Linked DNA regions of Homo sapiens: region 1 is linked to region 2. The links are chromatin contacts, found by Hi-C in ENCODE. All regions are on one chromosome and are shown on one strand. Each heading gives the region's core, a stretch centred on a gene start or an enhancer-like site at or near the end of the contact. The rest is flanking DNA. Distances are from core to core; before and after follow the strand shown.

Evidence for each region. A loop is a pair of places that touch in the nucleus more often than their neighbours do. Pooled maps may share reads with other maps.
Region 1: a map of naive thymus-derived CD4-positive, alpha-beta T cell shows a loop between it and region 2 (4-fold over the local background). The contact joins the enhancer-like site here to the promoter of BMX in region 2. A Hi-C loop is called at or near these places in 2 of 168 maps with a recorded cell type or tissue (lower leg skin and naive thymus-derived CD4-positive, alpha-beta T cell) and 7 of 50 pooled maps.

The regions. Positions count from the first base shown.
Region 1 is chrX:15,755,939-15,762,648 of GRCh38, reverse strand. The region is part of intron 2 of CA5B (carbonic anhydrase 5B); the gene reads right to left. The region is part of intron 5 of CA5BP1-CA5B (CA5BP1-CA5B readthrough); the gene reads right to left. Among named protein-coding and RNA genes, the nearest start is that of CA5B, 21 kb to the right of the region's middle. Within about 2 kb of position 4,313, at least 3 of the 41 ENCODE cell types and tissues checked have a DNase peak (open chromatin) inside an H3K27ac peak, as active enhancers do.
Region 2 is chrX:15,497,702-15,504,264 of GRCh38, reverse strand. It overlaps BMX (BMX non-receptor tyrosine kinase), which reads right to left and starts at 3,458. Exons shown (of 19, transcript NM_203281.3): 1 at 3,325-3,458.

The DNA of each region.
Region 1 (6,710 bases), core at 3,064-5,563, 260 kb before region 2:
AGGAGATCGAGACACAGTGAAACCCTGTCTCTATTAAAAATTAGCCGGGTGTGGTGGCACACGCCTGTAGTCCCAGCTACTTGGGAGGCTGAGGCAGGAAAATCGCTTGAACCCGGGAGATGGCGATTGTAGTGAGCCGAGATTGCGCCACTGCACTCCAGCCTGGGTGACAGAGTAAGACTCTGTCTCAAAAAAAAAAAGAATAAGGATGAGACTAAGGTAGTTGTTTTGTTACTCTGTCAAATCCCTCACGTATGGCAGCATCATCTCCTATTTCCATGAAAAGCAGAAACCTGCCTCTGGTTTACTCTGACAGAGCAGATAATCCTCTTCCTTCGGTAATTGCTGAAAGCCGGAAGTCAATACCTTTTTTTTTTTTTAGATGGAGTCTTGCTCTGTCTCCCAGGCTGGAGTGCAGTGGCATGATCTTGGCTCACTGCAACCTCCGCCTCCTGGGTTCAAGCAATTCTCCTGCCTCAGCCTCCTGAGTAACTGGGATTACAGGCGCATGCCACCACACCCGGCTAACTTTTGTGTATTTTTAGTAGAGATGGGGTTTCGCTGTGTTGGCCCGGATGGGCTTGAACTCCTGGCCTCAAGTTATCCACCCACCTCAGCCTCCCAAAGTGCTGGGATTACAGGCGCAAACCACTGCGCCTGACCGTAAGTCAGTATCTTAACCTCAGTGTTTTGTTTTGTTTTGTTTTATTTATAAAAATGCTCCAGCAATACAGACAAAGAGCTCTCCTGAGAGTGCCTAAATCAGTGGTTTTCAACAGAGAAAGCAATTCAGTCCCCCAAAAACATTTGGCAATGTCTGGAGACATTTTCAGATGGCAAAACTGGGAGAGGGTGCTAGTGACATCTAGTGGTTAGAGGCCAGGGATGCTGCTAAAGATCCTATAATGCCCTGGATGGGCTCCCCCCGACAAGACAAAGAAGCATCCTGACCCAAAAGCCAATAGTGCCAAAGTTGATAAACCCTGGTCTAAAGATAAAAGGTGCATGCAAACTCATAATACTCTTTTCTTTCTATTTCTTCATATAATGCAGTACTGTCATCTCTGGAGAGGTCTGAACCCAATGTTCTGGGTTTTTTTCTTTCCTCAGTATAAAACAACTTGTGAAGAACAAGAACTTTAAAGAACAAGAAGTTTCTGTTTCAGAAAACTAAAATGGAAAATGCACATGAACTGGCACATCTGAAATGGAATCTGGGCCATACTGTCATAATCTAATTAGAATGCAAATTCCTTGTGGGCAGGAGCCACATCTTCCTCCTTTTTTGTTGCCCTGTGGTATCTTATTAAACATATGCCCTTCTGGAAAACATCCTATTAGGTACTATGTTCACTATCTGGATGACAGGATCAATAGAAGCCCAAACCTCATCACCATGCAATATACCCATGTAACAAATCTGCATATGTAAACCCTGAATGTAAAATAAAAATAGAAATTTTAAAAAAGAAAGAAATTAACAATTTGAAAAAGCAATCATGGCAACTACGCAGCAGCCAACATCATAAAATATACAACCTCAGGGTCTAAAAATGTTTAGTAATTTTATCCAATAACATATAATATACCGTATTTTTCATCTTAGAGGGAAAGATGATCTTAAATTTCTGTTACATTTGGTTCTGTTATATCCACCCAAACACTTGGATTCATATTCATCATGAATAAACATCTCTTTTAAAGGCAAAAATAAAAAATAAAATAAACATATGCCCTGTAACATATCCAACTGCCATTGTTGGGGGGGAAAAGCTCAAATTCAAATGACTTGAAAGGATTCAAATGATCTGAAAAATGATTCAAATTGTGTTAATTTTTTAACTTCTAGAAAGCCCTTGAAAGGCCCTGATTCTGTTTGTAAAGATTCCTGACACAAAGAGACTATGCACCTTCCCCTCTGAGACACTCAGACTGTGGCTGATAATTTGAGAGTACACACTCTTCAAAGCCATTCAATGAGGGTCTCCTGTGACAACTAGGGAAGAACTGGAGTGATTAGGTCCCTAAGACGACGCCTTGGTCATCCTTAATTTTTCCCCATCTCATGCATGAAATGGGAAGTATCAACACTCACACTCATGCAAATACCAGCCCAAGAAAACTGAGCCTGTTCCTTCAATTGCTCTTTAATGACCATAATGACAAGATCAGTTTATGCCCTTGAGTTTACAAGTTCAGCTTCCAGAAGGTTTCTTTCCTCCTACCCACCTCCCTCCTCCTTTACTAAACTAGACCATCTAGGTTAGACCATCCAACTCACTGTGTGGGGAGGGGGTCCTTGGTCACTGCCCCCTTACTGAAGCCAATTTTTTGCCAAGGGTTTGTTTTGCTAAAGATAAACTGACACTTTTGTTCTCTCCTACTCCCTTCCTTTTCCTCTATTTAAGCAAAAATCAGATCGAAACAATTTCCTGGTTGTTGCTCATATTTTACCTCAAAAATAAGATGATTAAGTGGTCTAACAGAAGCTTCATTTTCAGGTTCTTCTTGTATAGGGAAAATGAAATAAACAGATAATGATTTTATCAACTGTGGTTTATGCTAACAAAGGCATACTGTCATTAAGAAAGTGTTGGCCGGGTGCGGTGGCTCATGCCTGTAATCTCAGCACTTTGGGAGGCCGAGGCAGGCAGATCACCTGAGGTCAGGAGTTCAAGACCAGCCTGGCCAACATGGTGAAACCCCATCTCTACTAAAGATACAAAAAATTAGCTGGGCGTGGTGGTGCGCACCTATAATCCCAGCTACTCGGGAGGCTGAGGCAGGAGAATTGCTTGAAACCAGGAGGTGGAGGCTGCAGTGAGCTGAGATAGATTGTGTCATTGCACTCCAGCCAGGGCGACAGGTCAAGACTCCGACTCAAAAAAAAAAAAAAAAAAAAAAAAAAAAAAAAGGTGTCAGTAATTTCTAGCTGATGGGCAACAAAAGCCCTGCAAAGGATTCCATGTTGAGGAAGTGCTTGATTTTAGTTGTTTATATGAGTAGTCCTAGGTTTGGTTTATTTTGTGCTTTAGCACTGTCTTAGTCCATTCAGCCTGCTATGACAGAATGTCATAGACTAGGTGGCTTATAAATAAGAGAAATTTATTTCTCACAGTTCTGGAGTCTGGGAAGTCCAAGATCGAGGCACCAGCAGACTGGGTGTCCGGCAAGGTCCTGTCTTCTGGTTCATAGACAGCCTCCTTGCTGTCTTCACATGGTACAAGGTACGAGGGAGCTCTCTGGGGTCTCTTTTATATTGGGAACTAATCCTATTCATGAGAACTCTGCCCTCACGATCTAATCACCTCCCCAAAGCCCCACCTCTTAATACCATCACCTTGGTGGTTAGGATTTCAACACACAAATGTTAGGGGGTCATGAACATTCAGTTTGCTGCAACCACCTATTTCCCCAGCTTTGGCACTGTCCTTCTTTCAGCCCTTGAAACACGGAAAGCTCATTCCTGCCTTAGTCCCTTTCTTCGTGCTCCTCCTCCACAGAAATCAACTACCCCTCATTTGGCTCAGGGCTGGCTCCCATTATCTTTAGGTCTTGGGCTTAATTGTTACCTCCTTGACAAAGTGACCTCTGGCTACTCTCTTATAATATGATCACTTCATATTATAATTTTTAAATCATAGCACTCCGATTTTTCTTTCATGACATTTATTACATAGGTGCAGTTATAATTATATGCGTATGTGTCTAATTATCTGCCTTCCTCACTGCTCTGTAAGCCAGCTGGCTTTCGGTTAATACTTGTGGATGGAATAAGATGAGGAGCATCACTGGGAAGATTTGTGCTATGGTGTGAATGTATACGTCTCCTCAAAATTTAGCCAGGCAGCAGTGGCTTGCACCTGTAATCCCAACACTTTGGCAGGCCAAGGTGGGCAGATCAATTGAGGTCAGTAGTTTGAGACCAGCCTGGCCAACATGGGGAGACACCATTTCTTGTAAAAATACAAAACATTAGCTGGGTGTGGTGGCTCATACCTGTAGTCCCAGCTACTTGAGAGGCTGAGGCAGGAGAATCTCTTGAACCCGGGAGGCGGAGGTTGCAGTGAGCTGAAATTGTGCCACTGCACTCCAGTCTGGGCAAGAGAGCAAGACCCTGTCTCAAAAAATAAAAAAATAAAAATAAAAAAATAAAACCCAAAAATGTACACGCTGAAATCCTTTTCCCCAAGGTGATGGTATTAAGAGCTGAGGCCACTGGGAGGTGACATAGTCACGAAGGCAGAGCTCTCATGAACGGGATTAATACCCTTATAAAAGAGGCTTGAGAAAGCTTCTGAGCTCCTTCCACCACGTGAGGATGCAGCAAGAAGGCAAATTCTTTGAAGCAAAGAGAACCCTCATCAGACACTGAATCTACTGGCACCTTGGTTTTTTGGACTTCCTGGCCTCCAGAACTGTGAGCAACAAATTTCTGTTGTGTATAAATTATCTAGTCTGAGGTACTTTGTTATAGCAGCCCAAACAGAATAAGACAGTTTGCTTCTCCTTTTTGCTTTATTTCATTATTTTTCTTTAAGAATCATTCAGGTTTATCTCTTCTTCACCTTTCCCAGAACAGCGGCCTAGTTCAGAACCCTAACCCCCAGACTTCATACAAAGCCTCTTGGTTGCTTTTCCTCTTTTCTAACTCTCCTCTACTCCTGAGTTCTGCCACTCAGCAATTTTCCTAAATAACCACCTTTGTCACATTGCTCCTACGCTAAAAACAGTATATCAAGTTGTAACTTCTATGTTCAATGCCCAGGTTTTCCTATTAGAACCCATCTCACTTATCTAATCTCATTTTCCTCATTCTTCCCAAACTCTGGTGTTCCTATGTACTTTTCTTGTCATGCTGTTCCCCTTAGCATGCTACTCTTCTTACAACTGCCTGCCTACACAAGTTTATGTCTACTTTGGGGTTTTTTTTTTTTTTTTGAGATGGAGTCTCGCTCTGTCACCCAGGCTAGAGTGCAGTGGCACGATCTTGGCTCACTGCAACCTCCACCTCCTGCGTTCAAGCAATTTTCCTGCGTCAGCCTCCCGAGTAGCTGGGATTATAGGTGCCTGTCACCATGCCCGGCTAATTTTTGTGGGTTTTTGTTGTTGTTGTTGTTGCTTGTTTGTTTTTGAGACAGAGTCTCGCTCTGTCGCTAGGCTGGAGTGCAGTGGCGTGATCTCAGCTCACTGCAACCTCTGACTCCCAGGTTCAAGCGATTCTCCTGCCTCAGCCTCCCACGTAGCTGGGACTACAGGCACCCACCATAATGCCCAGCTAATTTTTCTATTTTTTAGTAGAGACGGGATTTCACCATGTCTTCAGTAGCCAGGATGGTCTCGATCTCTTGACCTTGTGATCTGCCCGCCTTGGCCTCCCAAAGTGCTGGGATTACAGGCGTGAGCCACCGCACCTGGCCTAATTTTTGGTATTTTTAGTAGAGATGGGGTTTCACCATCTTGGCCAGGCTGGTCTTGAACTCCTGACCTCGTGATCCACCCGCCTTGGCCTCCCAAAGTGCTGGGATTACAGGTGTGAGCCACTGCACCCGGCCATCTACTTTGGTTTTTAAAAACTTTTTTTTTTTTTTTTTGAGACGGAGTCTCACTCTGTTGCCCAGGCTGGAGAGCAGTGGCGCGATCTCGGCTCACTGCAAGCTCTGCCTCCCCGGTTCCTGCCATTCAACTGCCTCAGCCTCCCGAGTAGCTGGGACTTACAGGTGCCCGCCACCACACCCGGCTAAATTTTTGTATTTTTAGTAGAGACGGGGTTTCACGGTGTTAGCCAGGATGGTCTCGATCTCCTGACCTTGTGATCCACCCGCCTTGGCCTCCCAAAGTGCTGGGATTACAGGCATGAGCCACTGCGCCTGGCTAAAAACTTTTTAAATAAAATTTTTTGTAGAGATAGGGTCTCACTATGTTGCCCAGGCTGGTCTTGAACTCCTGGGCTCAAGCTATCTTCCTGTCTTGGCCTTCCAAAGTGCTAGGATTACAGGCATGAGCCCCCACACCTGGCCTTTAGCCCCACTTTGGCTTGTGCTTAGAAGCCCTTCCTTTTCCTTAACACTTATAGAAATCTTTTCCAGTTCAAGTCTTATCTCCCTGATGACATATTCTCCAACCATCCTGAGCTTTGCTTTTTCTGAACACACACTGAATTTGCTTTCATACCATTTAGCATCCAACCATTCCTCAGGTAATCTGTGTTTGCTTTATCTGCCCAAAGGGCCTGTGTCAACTCCAAGCCCATGAGGTCTGTGTCCTCCACTTTTTCTATAGTCTCCAGGGCTTTACTTGGTACAAGGCACAGAAGAGGTACTAAATGCTTATTTTACTGATACAGAAAACCAAACAAATTGATACCAAGGCTCTCTACCCATTACCTCACAGCCACCATCTCTCTACCAGGCAAGCTGGTTTACCCTGAACACTTCTTAGGTTCACCTAATCGTATCTATCTGTTATTCGTTTGTTCCTTAAAATTCTACTAGGCTTTCAAGGTCAGTTCAAGCCCCTTCTCTGACACTCCCACCTTAAATAAAGCATCTTTCAACTGTTCTTACTCCTCAACACCTATTCTCTCTGTTCCTGAGCTCCCCAATATGGTAGCACTGTCCCTGTGTGCTAGTCTAAATTGAGATGTACTATATAAATGTACAATACCAGGAACTTCAAAGGCTCAGTACAAAATAAATAATATTAAAATT
Region 2 (6,563 bases), core at 2,209-4,708:
ATTTGGCACATTGTGGGTACCAACTATGTTTTAAAAAAGAAAAGATGGGGAAAAAAATGTAGGTGCTAGAGTAGAGTCTATTCACTTTGCTATGAAAGGTCCAAGGAAGGAAAAGTTGTTTTTTCCTTAAGGTAGCCAAGTAAGGTATTTTAGAAGGGAGCACATTGAAATTAGACTTTGAAGGATGAGAGTGATTTTATGATAATGATCCTAGCCAATGCTTAAGGAGGGCTCACTATGTGCCAGGCTGTTTAGAGTTTACTGGTCACAACTGCTCTATGGGGTAGCTCATGACACCTCCACCTTATGGGGTAGGCCAGAACACCCCCACCCTATGGGATATTTTGTGATACTCCCAGCCCATGGGATAGGTTGTGACACATTCACCCTATAGAGTAAGTTGTAACATCATTCCCTGCTTATAGCTTATGGAGCTGCAATAGATAAATAAATTGCCCAGGTCACACTGCTAGTGGGTGGAGCTAGATTTGAATCCCGGCAGTCTAACTCCACATCCCATATTCGTGACCACGCTACTAATGCTAGAGAAGGACATGCCTGCTGTGTGACCCTCCTAAACCAGAGACTGCTCTAACCTAAATACAGGAAGGCAGTCATAGGATGTCAAATCTTATAAGAAACCTAGAAGTCATTTTACAGATGTAACACTGAGCCCCAGCAGCCTAAGTGACTTAGCCAGTACTGTTAACCAGTGACCTAAGAGGCATGGCCCTGGGAGCCAGCTTCAGGTGTCATACCTGTACACCATCCACTCCATGATGGCAGTAAACAGAGTAGGAGATATCTGTGTGTTCAGCCAAACATACTACAGCTTTGCTAAGGGACATAGTTTGGTGAAACTACCCATAAATCTGAGTCTTAACAGACCAGTGCAAGAGACATTTTATTGGAAATATCAGAAAGATGTTACCTATAATCTTTCGATAGGAATCTCCTGCTGAAAGGCAGTGTTAAATAGCAAAATTTGAAACCACATTCTGAAAATAGGTAAGAACATACAACCTCAAAAGTTGGAATAAATTCTCAGTGGTACAGAAGGGGAGCAGGAAACAGGATACCAAGGGAGACAGGGTTATCTAGTTAAGTGGCCATTGGATAGTTCCCTCAACCAGGAAGTGTATTCCCTGACTGGCTCAGGGTGGTGTCTTTAAAGATTTATCTTTTAAAATTCAGAGATAAGGATAGCAATTCCTTACCCTTTGACTTGGTTTAGTTATCCTCTCTTACTTTACATGCCATATAGCTAAAGATTTTGTAGGTGTCAAGATGTTAAAATAATACATGTGGTGGGAGGGCAGTAGAGCAGGAAGGGTGGGAAAGAAAGGGAAGACGCTCCAAGTGGGGTGGGATCTGGAAGGGAAACTGGAGGGCCCTGTGACAAACTTGATCTTCAAATATTTGTCCAAATGCCAGGCCCGCTTATCTTCGTGCTAAATAACTGAACAAAATGTGATGGTAGGTTTAAACAAGAACAAAAAGTTTGACTGAGGATCAAGTAAAGTGGTTCAAAAAGTCTTAGGATGCTGGCCAAAGACAAATACTGGCTTCACAGAACCTGACAGATCCTTATTTCACATGATGTTATGCAGGAGAGGGAAAGTTAAAGTTGATCTTGGCATGATATGGACAGAAATCTTTTAACATTGACAGTCAAATTCTCAGCATCTTGGAGCATCATACCTTAATTGATCCAAAATAAGTGTATAAAAACCAGACACTTTGGGAAGATCATTTTCTCACAAAGAAGGCAAGAATCTTAATGCTAGTCTTTTTGGAGCTAAGTTTTGCTTTAGGTGTGAGATTAATCTTCAGTGCCCCATAGAGCTTTTCTAAGTCTTTTCTTCTTTTCAGTAACCTCTTTCTTTCTGCTCCCTCTCCTCTGCTTAGGGCACTCTCTCTGGGCAACTTCCTTAGGAGAAAAGCAAAAAGTAATAAATCCATGAGCTAGCATCTCATGCTGAATTAAACATGTAACACTGCTTTCATGATGCCGGTTAGTGCAAGTGAAAGCACCGAGCTGGGTTCGAATCCCTGCTCTGTCTCTATGGAATCTGTCATGTTACTTAACCCAGCTAAACCTCAGCTTCCCCATCTGTAAAGGCAGTGAAACAATAACCACTTCGAAGGGTTACAAGTAGTCAAGAGAAAATGGCAGCCTAATGCCCAACACCCTAGTAGATATTCTAAAAGCTTATGTCCCTTCTGATCACTCCATAGGCAAAGTTTTAAAAAGGACCATAAAAAGTTAAAAAACTAAAGACAGTGAAATAATAATGATCCTTAATGATAAAATTTTACTTCTCATCCCTCTGTCCCCAGCTCCTGGGTATAGGAGAAAATGGGAGGCAGGAAGACCTCCTCATGTATTGCCATGTCAACAAACACCAGTCCATACATAGTAGGTTTGTCGCAGACTTTCCATCCTGAGACGAGTTACCATAAAATGAGGTTGAACCATACCCTTATTGACTGTGTATTTGTGCCACCATATTTCCTACAAATAAATACTTGGATGTGACTCAAAGTGTGGTCCGTGCACTTGCATCATCCGGGCGATCATTAGACATGCAGACTCTCAGTTCCCACCCGAGACCTCGCGCAGCCAAATCTTCATTTTAGCAAGATCCCCAGGTGATCCACGTGCACAGGAAAGCTTGAGAAGCACTTACATGGACCACAAAGTTGCACTCCTTTTCAAATCCAATGAAATCATTGTGGCCCACAAAATCTTTCAAAATTATATGGATATGAGTACAACTGCATGGTTCACCTCCCTCCCACCTGTCTATCTCCATCTAAAATACACAAAGCACTTGATTTAGGGAGACCTCAGGAACCTAAGAGCAAATATTTGTAGCTAAAGTAACATCATAAAAACACAGTTAAAGAAGGTATAAGGAACATTTCTATGTCTCTTTGGAAGCAGTTATGAGGCCAATATGAAAGGCTATGGAAAGGCAATACCTAAAGAAGCGGATGGAGAAAATTAGCAGAGAATACACACAAAGCTAGGTAGAACTGGTGGTGATACATAAACAACCTGAGAGCTTCCCTAACTGAGATTTTGAGCAAGGAGTGAATTTACAGTGAAATTATAGCAGTTTCAGCCGTTGGCCTCCAAATTACCTGGTCCCATCTAAAGTCCCAGAGAAAGCCCTGGCAATTTCATATTAAAAATGTTGTACTATTTTTCTTAAAGTGAGCTTCCCAAAGTTTGTAACTTCAGGCCCCACAACACCGGGAACCAAACCTATTTTCCGCATAGTATGCGACACTGAGTAGCCACCTGCCGCTTAAACGCACCGTCTCAGCTTGTTCCGTGCTTGCCTGGGTCCGCCGCGGTGCTTGGTCTGCTGTTGCAGGAACACGGCCCCGGCTGTCCTGTTTCCAGAAGCAAATTGTTTCACATTTTCCTGGCTGCCGGGTCAGAAATGGCTACATTACTCAGTGCCCCCAACACGTTTATTGTCCTACAGAGCCTTACACAATCCCACAGGAAACCACGCTCAACACTTAGCCAACACTTGTTGATCTGATTGAACGCAACAAAAACGGAGACAAAAGCATACTTCATAAAGTTTCCAATTTTGATAACTATAGCTCCCACTTTTCCCAGGCAGCTCTCGGGTACATGTGATAACCCTGCCTTTGTTTGTAGAGCTCTATGCTGGAAAGGACAAGAAAATATCTCGGCAAAACCCGACTGCTGACGCTGACTTCTCTCACATGAGCCAGGAAACCATTAGGTAATGCAAAGTGCACAGAGAATATGCAATGAAAACTTCAACTCAACATTTGGACAAAGGAAGGCCAGAGAATATGTAAGAACAGTTCATATGATGGAAAAGGAGCTTATTTATATAGTTTAAGTTATTAAGAAATCCAGAAATGGAAAATAGATTGTTTTTGCTAAGGTATGGTACACCTAGATCGCAATGAAAAAGTGTGTCACTTGACATCATTATGACAGACTCACAACTTTTGGCTTCCCCCATTCCACTATTTTCTCTGGTGCATACCGGCTGGCCATCTGTAATAAATCTAAGGACATATTTTATGTCCTGCTATGGATAGCCAAGAAAAGTAATCATCCTTTTGGCATGCATTGACACACTGTGTTTACTTATAAATTGTTGCTTACTGTAACTTATTTGTAAGTATCTATGATGTGAAGAAGTCTTGGGTTGGCAGAAGAGAGTGAAGCTACTGGCTTTCAAAGAGGTATTCTTTTGAGTGTACATGGAATTAGCATCATTTCTATTAATTCGTTCAGTCAAGTCTTATTTGAGAACCTGCCATGTGCTGAGCATTCCGTTAGGGGTTGGAGACACAAGAGCAAACAGAAGAGAGGCAGCCCACATCTTCAAGGGGCTTATGTGTCTGTGTGGGGGGGGGGGGAACCACAAATAGTGGTTTAATTACAGTAGAGTATGGGAAAAATAACTTGCAGAAATATTTTTTAATATTTCAGTTTGGAAACTAGAATTTTGGGAAGGGAAAGGAGTCCTTCAGAAGAATTCAAAAGAGTGTAACTTACATTCTAATAGCAAATTAAAGTCACTGATGGATTCCAAATAGCTCTCCATTCTTTAGGAATATAGTAGGTAGTCATTCAAAAAATTAAGGGTGAAGCAGGGCAAGAGTGGCACAACAACCTGGCTAAATAAATTAATTCTACACTCTGCTAGTTAATTTCCTTTTCCACATGGCGATTTGTATTTACTTCACAACTTATATATGGTAATATGGCAAAAGTTCGATTCTAGAATAAAAAGTAAACTTAGGGTAGGGGAAGGAGGAGTTGGTGATATGGTTTGGCTGTGTCCTCACCCAAATCTCATCTTGAATTGTAGTTCCCATAATCCCCACATGTTGTGGGAGGGACCTAGTGGGAGGTAATTGAATCACGGGAGTGGATGTTTTTACCGTGCTGTCCTCATGACAGTGAATAAGTCTCACCAGATCTGATGGTTTTATAAAGGGCAGTTCCCCTGCACACGCACTCTTGCTTGCCACCAGGTAAGACATGCCTTTGTTCCTCTTTCACCTTCCACCATGATTGTGAGGCCTCCCCAGTCATATGGAACTGTGAGTCCATTAAACCTCTTTTCCTTTATAAATTACCCAGTCTTGAGTATTTCTTCATAGCAGTATGAAAATGGACTAATACAGTCGGTATAACTGTGGAAACACCTGGGCACAATCTCTTGGGATTTCCATCCCTTCTTGGGGGCATAAAACACCCAAGGACAGCTGGGAGGAGTGGTTTCCTCTAAGGCAAAATGTCACAGATTTATTTACTTTATTCTATTCATTCACTTCCTCTGCTACTTCTCCTGTTTCTTTGGCTCTGTATTTTCCATGAGTTTAGTTACATCCTAACTTTTGGCAATCTGCTATTACGATAATATGACTTCATTTACTCAAATTATACTCTGCATTGTCATCTTTACTCAGTTAGAATTTTAGGAATTTTCTCCTAAGCTTGTTCATGCAAGCCTTTAGCAGGCCACAGCTAAAGGGACATGGCATGGGATAATTTGACTTCATGATGTGAACAAGCCTGTTTACTTGTGCTTACATTTTTAAAATAAAAAAGAACCTGGTAGAATCCATTGTCAGAGAGAGAGAGAGAGAAAGGGGGAAGGAGAGAGAGAGAGAGAGAGGGAGAGAGAGAGAGAGAGAGAGAGAGAGAGAGAGAGAGAGAGGAAGAAAGAAAATGAGATAATCAGAGTCCTTCTGGCTTGTGGCTGACCTGTATTTTTCTCTCACTTTAGAAAATTCACTTGACTCATGGCTTTAAACACCATCTATATGCTTATGACAGCCAGGACCTCTTCCCTGAATTCCAAACTTATGTTTGACTGTCAACTTGTCCATCTGTACTTGGGATATCTGATATATATGTCAAAACTTGTCCAAAGCTGACCTCCTGATTCACACCCACCCCCCCACCCCCAAAACTAGTTTTTCCTACAGTCTTCCTCTTCTCAGCTAATAGGAACTCTCCCCCTCCAGTTGCTCTGGCTAAAGAATATGGAGTCATCCTTAATTTTTACCCTTCTCTTGCACCAAACGTTCAATCCTTCATGAAATAAGGTTAGCACTAGCCGCAAATGTACCCCCGTTTGGCCACTTTTCAATACCTCTACTGCCACCTACTGGTCTGAGTTGCCACCACCCCCAGGGGGAATATTGTACTAGTCTCCTGACTGTTCTCCTTCTTCCACTCTTGCCCCTGCAGTCTATTCTCCACTGAGTGGCCAGAGTGATTCTTTAAATGTAAGTCACATCTTAGCACTTCTCCAGTCTGAACTCTTCGCTTGTCCCCCCTGTTCTGGTCCCCTAGGACTGTCTCTAACATCATCACATGATTATTCTACTTCATCTTACCACTCCTGAAACTGGCATCTTTTCTACTCCTCCAATATTCTGAGCAACATCTGCTCCAGGGCCATTGCATTGGCAGTATCCTCTGCTTGGCAAACTGTCCCAGATATCTGACTGGCTCGTGTCCTCATTTCCAGGTTCTGCTTCTAATG